2 separate regions of the Homo sapiens genome follow, and region 1 is linked to region 2. Evidence: chromatin contacts called from ENCODE Hi-C or POLR2A ChIA-PET data. All regions are on one chromosome and are shown on one strand. Each heading gives the region's core, a stretch centred on a gene start or an enhancer-like site at or near the end of the contact. The rest is flanking DNA. Distances are from core to core; before and after follow the strand shown. Region 1 overlaps PRKAR1B (protein kinase cAMP-dependent type I regulatory subunit beta). Region 2 has its middle 18 kb from the start of PDGFA-DT.

The links. Hi-C counts contacts between places; a loop is a spot of excess contacts on that map. ChIA-PET counts read pairs that join two places held with the same protein, here RNA polymerase II (POLR2A). Pooled maps may share reads with other maps.
Region 1: a map of IMR-90 shows a loop between it and region 2 (3-fold over the local background). The contact joins two enhancer-like sites. A Hi-C loop is called at or near these places in 10 of 168 maps with a recorded cell type or tissue (IMR-90, Right ventricle myocardium inferior, cardiac septum and 5 more) and 9 of 50 pooled maps. POLR2A ChIA-PET finds 5 or more read pairs at or near these places in 2 of 52 experiments (Caco-2 and T-cell).

What each region holds. Positions count from the first base shown.
Region 1 is chr7:664,159-667,050 of GRCh38, reverse strand. The region is part of intron 4 of PRKAR1B (protein kinase cAMP-dependent type I regulatory subunit beta); the gene reads left to right. Among named protein-coding and RNA genes, the nearest start is that of DNAAF5, 61 kb to the left of the region's middle. Within about 2 kb of position 1,557, at least 12 of the 41 ENCODE cell types and tissues checked have a DNase peak (open chromatin) inside an H3K27ac peak, as active enhancers do.
Region 2 is chr7:537,073-539,821 of GRCh38, reverse strand. No RefSeq gene overlaps it. Among named protein-coding and RNA genes, the nearest start is that of PDGFA-DT, 18 kb to the right of the region's middle. RefSeq lists enhancers at 1-216, 217-1,160. Within about 2 kb of position 1,426, at least 18 of the 41 ENCODE cell types and tissues checked have a DNase peak (open chromatin) inside an H3K27ac peak, as active enhancers do.

The DNA of each region.
Region 1 (2,892 bases), core at 308-2,807, 130 kb before region 2:
TCACCATCATTATCATCATCACCATCACCACCACCATCCTCATCACCACCATTGCCATCATCATCTTTATCATCACCATCATCATCATCACCGCCATCATCATCACTGTTGTGGTCATTGTCATCACCATCTTTCTGTGGCCCTTTGGCTGTGTGGCAGTGGAGTCCATGAAGGTACTTCTTCTGGATGGTGCCTTGCCCCTTGGAGGCTGGCCCGGCTATCCAGACAGACCCCGCAGTCAGGCCCCACTCAGTACTTGGTCTGAGAAAGAGGCTGGGGTAGCCTTGAGTCATTCTCTGCTCCACCCTGGGCCTGAGTTGGTGAATAGGCCGCTCCGGGCCTCCCAGCACCCACAGTCAGCAGGAAGATCCCTAGGAGGCCACCTTGTCCCCACCTCACTGTACTGAACAGAGCTCTGAGACCCAGTGAGAGGGGGCCTTGGCCTGTTGCACTGACCCACACAGCAATTGTCCAGCTGGGGCTGGAGTGGGGTGTCCTTATCCCCTGGGACGGCACCTGCACAGCCCCTCTGCAGAGTTGAGTAGCTCCCAGGGCAGGCCCCAGGGTGGTGGTAGGTGCAGCCTTCTCACCTTGTGTCAGCTATTGGAGCGAAGCAGATTCCGCATCCTACCTGGGGTGCCCGGGGCAGTTACGCCTCGGCCAGGGACCTCAGCAGCCTCAGGAAGCAGCCCCGCGTGCTCCGGAGCTCTCTGATGTGCCAGGACCATGAAGGCTGTCCCTGGAGCGTGTGTCCCAGGGAAGCAGCCCCGCATGTTCCGGAGCTCTCTGATGTGCCAGGACCATGAAGGCTGTCCCTGGAGCGTGTGTCCCAGGCCTTGGGGAGTGAGGTGGAGGCCCTTGGGTTCTATCCCGGTCCCTTCCCGGCTTTCCCTGATTAGGGCGCCTGTAGGGGGAGCATCGCTGAGCTCCTGGGAGCCGAGAAACGTGATAATTGGGTGGCACCGTGCGTGTTTGTGTTGTGCGTTGGGCCTCCGGCGGGGACCTCATTACTGGAGCTGCCAGACGGGCACAGGCGAGGGCACCTCACCCTTGAGGCGGCCTTCCTGGCAGTGGCTCCAGCTCTCTGCTGCTTTAATTAAAACAGGCCTCTGGCTTGAGCAGCACCGCTGGCCTGCGCAGCTGTCTGTTATCTGTCGCTGTTTCTCTTCCTCCCACCCGCGTATCTCTGCAGTCTGTTTTTCCACAAACTGGCTCGGATCCTCAGGTGATGGGAAAAACAAGCCCTTCTGCCGAATTCACGGGCAGCTGAAGGGAGCTGTCTCCTGGCTTCTCTGAGCCTTCACGGCCCCCTCTCCCCATTCTGGCTTGGGCTTTGGGACTTTCTGCTTCCCTTTCGGGCAACATTAAAAAAACAAAATTAGCATTTTGGAAAATGCAGGGCCTCATCCGAGGAGATGCTTAATGGCTTGAACATGCAAAGAATTTGATTTCCATTTGCAGAAAGCCCAGCTGGATCTCAGCAGAGGAGACCTTGAGGTTAGCAAATCAGGGGCCACGTGAGCCCGGGAGGCTTTAGAAGCTGAATTCAACGGAGGCTGAAGCCTGGGGTTTGAAGCTTGCATCAGATGATGTATGCAATGGCCAGTCCCTGGGCCATGGGCCTCGGGCATGTTGTCTTTCTAGAGCTCCCCCGTGGCCCCCGAGGCTGCCGTTTGGCAGGGGAGGCAGAGAGAGGTTAAGCAGGCTGCGTCGGGCCACCCAGCTTGGAGTAGAAGCTGGGACTTTGACCTGGCTGGGATGTGGCTGCTTGGGGCTGACTTGCCCACCGTGAATGCACACACAGCTCATTAACCTGCCGGGAAAAGACAACAACCTTTTTAAGAGAACAGTCATTTTCCACACGCCTAGCGTTTTCCAGCTAATAACAAGTCTCGTGGCCTGCGCCTGGAGCTGCGGGGCAGTTGCAGCTCTCCGTGGAGCCTGTTTCAAAGGGTCTCCAGGGCTGGCGCTATCTAATACCACAGTGACAACAAGCCCTCTTGCTTTGTCTGATTTGTGAGTGGAGAGAAGAACCTCAGGTCTTTCTTACCACTTCCCCCAGGTGATCGTGGCCTGCGTGGATCTTGCCTGTGGTCCTGGCTGTTTGGTGCCCTGAGATTTTTGTTTTTGTTTTTTTGAGACACAGTCTTGCTCCGTTGCTCAGGCTGGAGTGTAGTGGCACGATCTTGGCTCACTGCAGCCTCGACTTCCTGGGCTCAAGTGATCCTCCTGCCTCAGCCTCCCGACTAGCTGGGGCCACAGGCGTGCACCACCACACCCAGCTATTTTTTTTTTTTAGTTTTTGTAGAGACAGAGTCTCGCTGTGTTGCCCAGGCTGGACTTGAGCCTCCTGGGCTCAAGCGATCCTCTGGCCTCAGCCTCCCATAGTGTTGGGATTGCAGGCATGAGCCACCACACCCAGCAGCTGCTGTAACATTTTGAAACTTGTGGAATTTGGTGGTGTGTGGTCTCCGGTACCACATCTTCTGACCCCTAGCCAGTTCACGTTTTGTTGTCACTGACAAGCCCCTGCAGACCTGGGGGCTGAGATGCTGCACGTGGCCTCTGCCTCCAGCACCCAGTATGTGGATGGGGACCCGAGGCCCAGAGAAGGTGCAGGAAGGCCCACTGCCCCGGGCAGGGAATGGGGCTGTCCTTCAGATGGAGGGTGCCAGGGCAGAGGCTGTGTTCATGCAGGCCTGAGGCTAAGCCCTGGTGCAGCACTGGCCACTGTGCTGTGTCGGGGACCACATAGCGACCAGAAGGAGGGATGCACCAGCTTTCACATTCCGACGGACGCCATGGGTCCTGGCATGGCTCCATTCTTGAGCCCTGGTCACTAAAAATAGCCCCGTCGCCTGCCAGCGGGTGTGAGGAATTCACCAGCTGGCT
Region 2 (2,749 bases), core at 177-2,676:
GGTGGTGGCTGGAATTCTCAGGCCCCAGGCTCTTCCCGGGCCGTTAGGCCGAGTGCATCCAGGCAGCCCTGCACACCCCCTCACCACCCACCCCACCCCACCCCACCCCACCCCACCCCACCCCACCCCACCCCCGGCGCAGGAGGCCACGTGTCTGTTCACCTCCACGTCTAGGCTCGGAACGCCGGAGAGCAGGGGCGGGGACCCCAGTGTAGGGAGCCTGGGCCTGTGTCCGCTAAACGTGTGACGTGCACACAGAGTGTTGGTTTAATTCCGCAGACGCTCCCTGGTGCCTCCTGTGTTAGCGTTGGGGACTCGGGCCCTCAGGGAGCCCCTGTTCCAGCTGGCAGGTGGGGACTGAAGCTCCCTTGGAGTGTGTGGGCAGGTAGAGGAGGGCACCGCCCTGAGCCTCAGGAATCTACTCGCCGGCCTCAGGAGGCAGTTACACACCCGGCCCCCTCCCGGTTCTACTGGCCCCTGGGACAGGCTGCAGGGCTGGCTAGGAGTCTGGCTTCACACCGGCCCCCAGAGGTGGTGCCTCTGCCCGCAGTGAGTGGGGGCACAGGGGTTCCTCACCAAGGCTCCACCGGCGTAGCTGAGGCACTTGTCCCCAAACGGGAGCCCCCCGCCAGCTGGAAGGGTCCTTCCAAGTCCAGGGGAGGCAGACAGGACCCCCTGTGCAGGCGACAGAGGGCAACTGCTCTGAGCTCAGGGCCTGGGGAGGTGACTGTGTGGCAGGCGGGGTCCTATGTGGCAGGCAGGGTCCCGTGTGGGGAATGCTCAGAGCCCTGCTGACTCCACTGGCTTCTGGGCATTCCTGGTCTGACCTCCAGGCCGGCTCCTGGGACCCTACCAGTCTGAGGGATGGGGAAGGAAAGGGTAGGGCGGGCAACTGTGCCCGAGAGGGGACCCCAGCTCTGGACTCTGGCTGGCTCGAAACACCTTGGGGCCATGCCCATCTGTCCAGTTGGGCTGTAGAGAGGCTTGGAGGAGCCACCGGAGTGAAGGAGGGTCGCCAGCGTCTTTAAGAAACCGCAGGATGCTGACGCCCCTAGAGCCCCCATTGGGTTGGTGAGGAAGTGGGGGCCCTGGGGGGATGTGTGAGTTGTGTTCCTCTCAGCAAGTCTGGCTTCCTTGGGGGCCTAGGAGGGGACACTGAGGGCTTGCTGTCCCCATGGGGAGGTTGTAAGGTGAGACTCTCAGGAGCTCCTTCCTCCTGTCTAGGGGGTGCCCCCTTCCCCCCACCTTTCTGGGGTGACAGGCCCGGGGGGGCCCCCAGATTTTCTGAGGCCTGGGGGCTGGCCTGGCCGGCTGGGTCAGGAAGTGAAGGGCTGGCATGGGGGAGGGAGGGGAGGACTGGAAAGTGCATTCCAGGCGGGTGACACAGCCTGCGGCCTTGGGGTGGGGTGGGGCCAGGCTGGGCTGCCCTTCTCGGGAAGGTCCCTGGGATCCAGCTCCCCGAGGAGGCAGATAAGAGGGGTGGGGCCTGGCTGCATGGGAAGAGGAAATTCCAGGCCTGGGACAGCTGCTGCTGTCTTTCAAGGCTGGATTCAAATGCCACCTCCTCCTGGAAGCCGCCTCAGATTCCTCTGCAGCCCCTGGACCAGGGGCGCCCTCCTCCAGGGACCCCGGCTCCCCTGGGCTCTGGTCAGGTCAGCCCCAGGCTGGGCCCTCCACGGCCCTGATCCACCGCAGCGCACTCCTGCTGTGCACCCCTGCAGTGCACCCCAGAACCTAAGCAGGGCCTGGCCGGGCCGCCCACAACCACGGAGCTGGGGTGGGTGTGTTCCCTGCACCCAAGGCCGGCGGCCAGGCGTGGAGGGAGGGGGGCGTGTGAGTGAGGGCCACAGCCTGGTGGGGGAGTCGATTTCCTGGTGCTTCCTGTGCCCAGCGCTGTTCCCAGCCCTCTCCATGGATTAACTCACTCTCTCTATTCCTGATTTCCCTGGAGTGTAGGCAAATCAGCCCCACTTCACAGCTGAGGACGCTGAGGGCAGTCGTGGTAAGGCCAGGTCCCTGGCAGGCTGGCCCCGGAGGTGGATCAGGTCCCTCTCCCACCTGGGAGCCGGGTGGGCCGATGTCTTTTTTTGGCGGGGACCAGGAGAGTGAAAGCCTGGGAGCTGGGTTGGCCAATGTCTTTTTTGGGGGGGGGACTCTTCAGGAGGGTGAAAGCCAGGCTCACTGTCCCTGGGGGCTTCCAGCACCATGAAGGTGAGTGCCCCCTGGCCCCTGAACAAGGTCCCCCTCCACCACACCCAGGCCCCCTCCATCACACCTAGGCACCCTCCATCACACCTAGGCACCCTCCGTCGCTGCTTCCCCGGCTCGGCAAGGCTTCACGGAGCCCACTTCTTGGAAGTGAATATGGATGAGTTTAGGCCCCTGCAAGTCTCCCGAGGAGAAGCTGGGGGTGCCCAGTGGTGAGAAAACTCCCCCATGTGCCAGGCACTGGCATTGGCTCATTTCATCCTCACTGCAGCATTAAGTCAAGGGTGGCTGCCAGCCTCCAGGTGGGCCCGAGGTCCTACCTCCCCATGTCTGTGCCCTCCCATAGCCCTTCCTGCATTGACAGGGCCTGTGCTGGGGTGGGGCTTCCCAGGAGTGGTCAGAGAAGACACGGTGGCTTTGGCCTTGCTGTTTGGGCCTCTTGCTCCCCGGGATGCCAGCCGCCATGTTGTGAGGACACTCAAGCAGCTGCAGGGTGAGAAACCGACACCTAACAACCACGGCCTGGTCCACAGGATCCCGG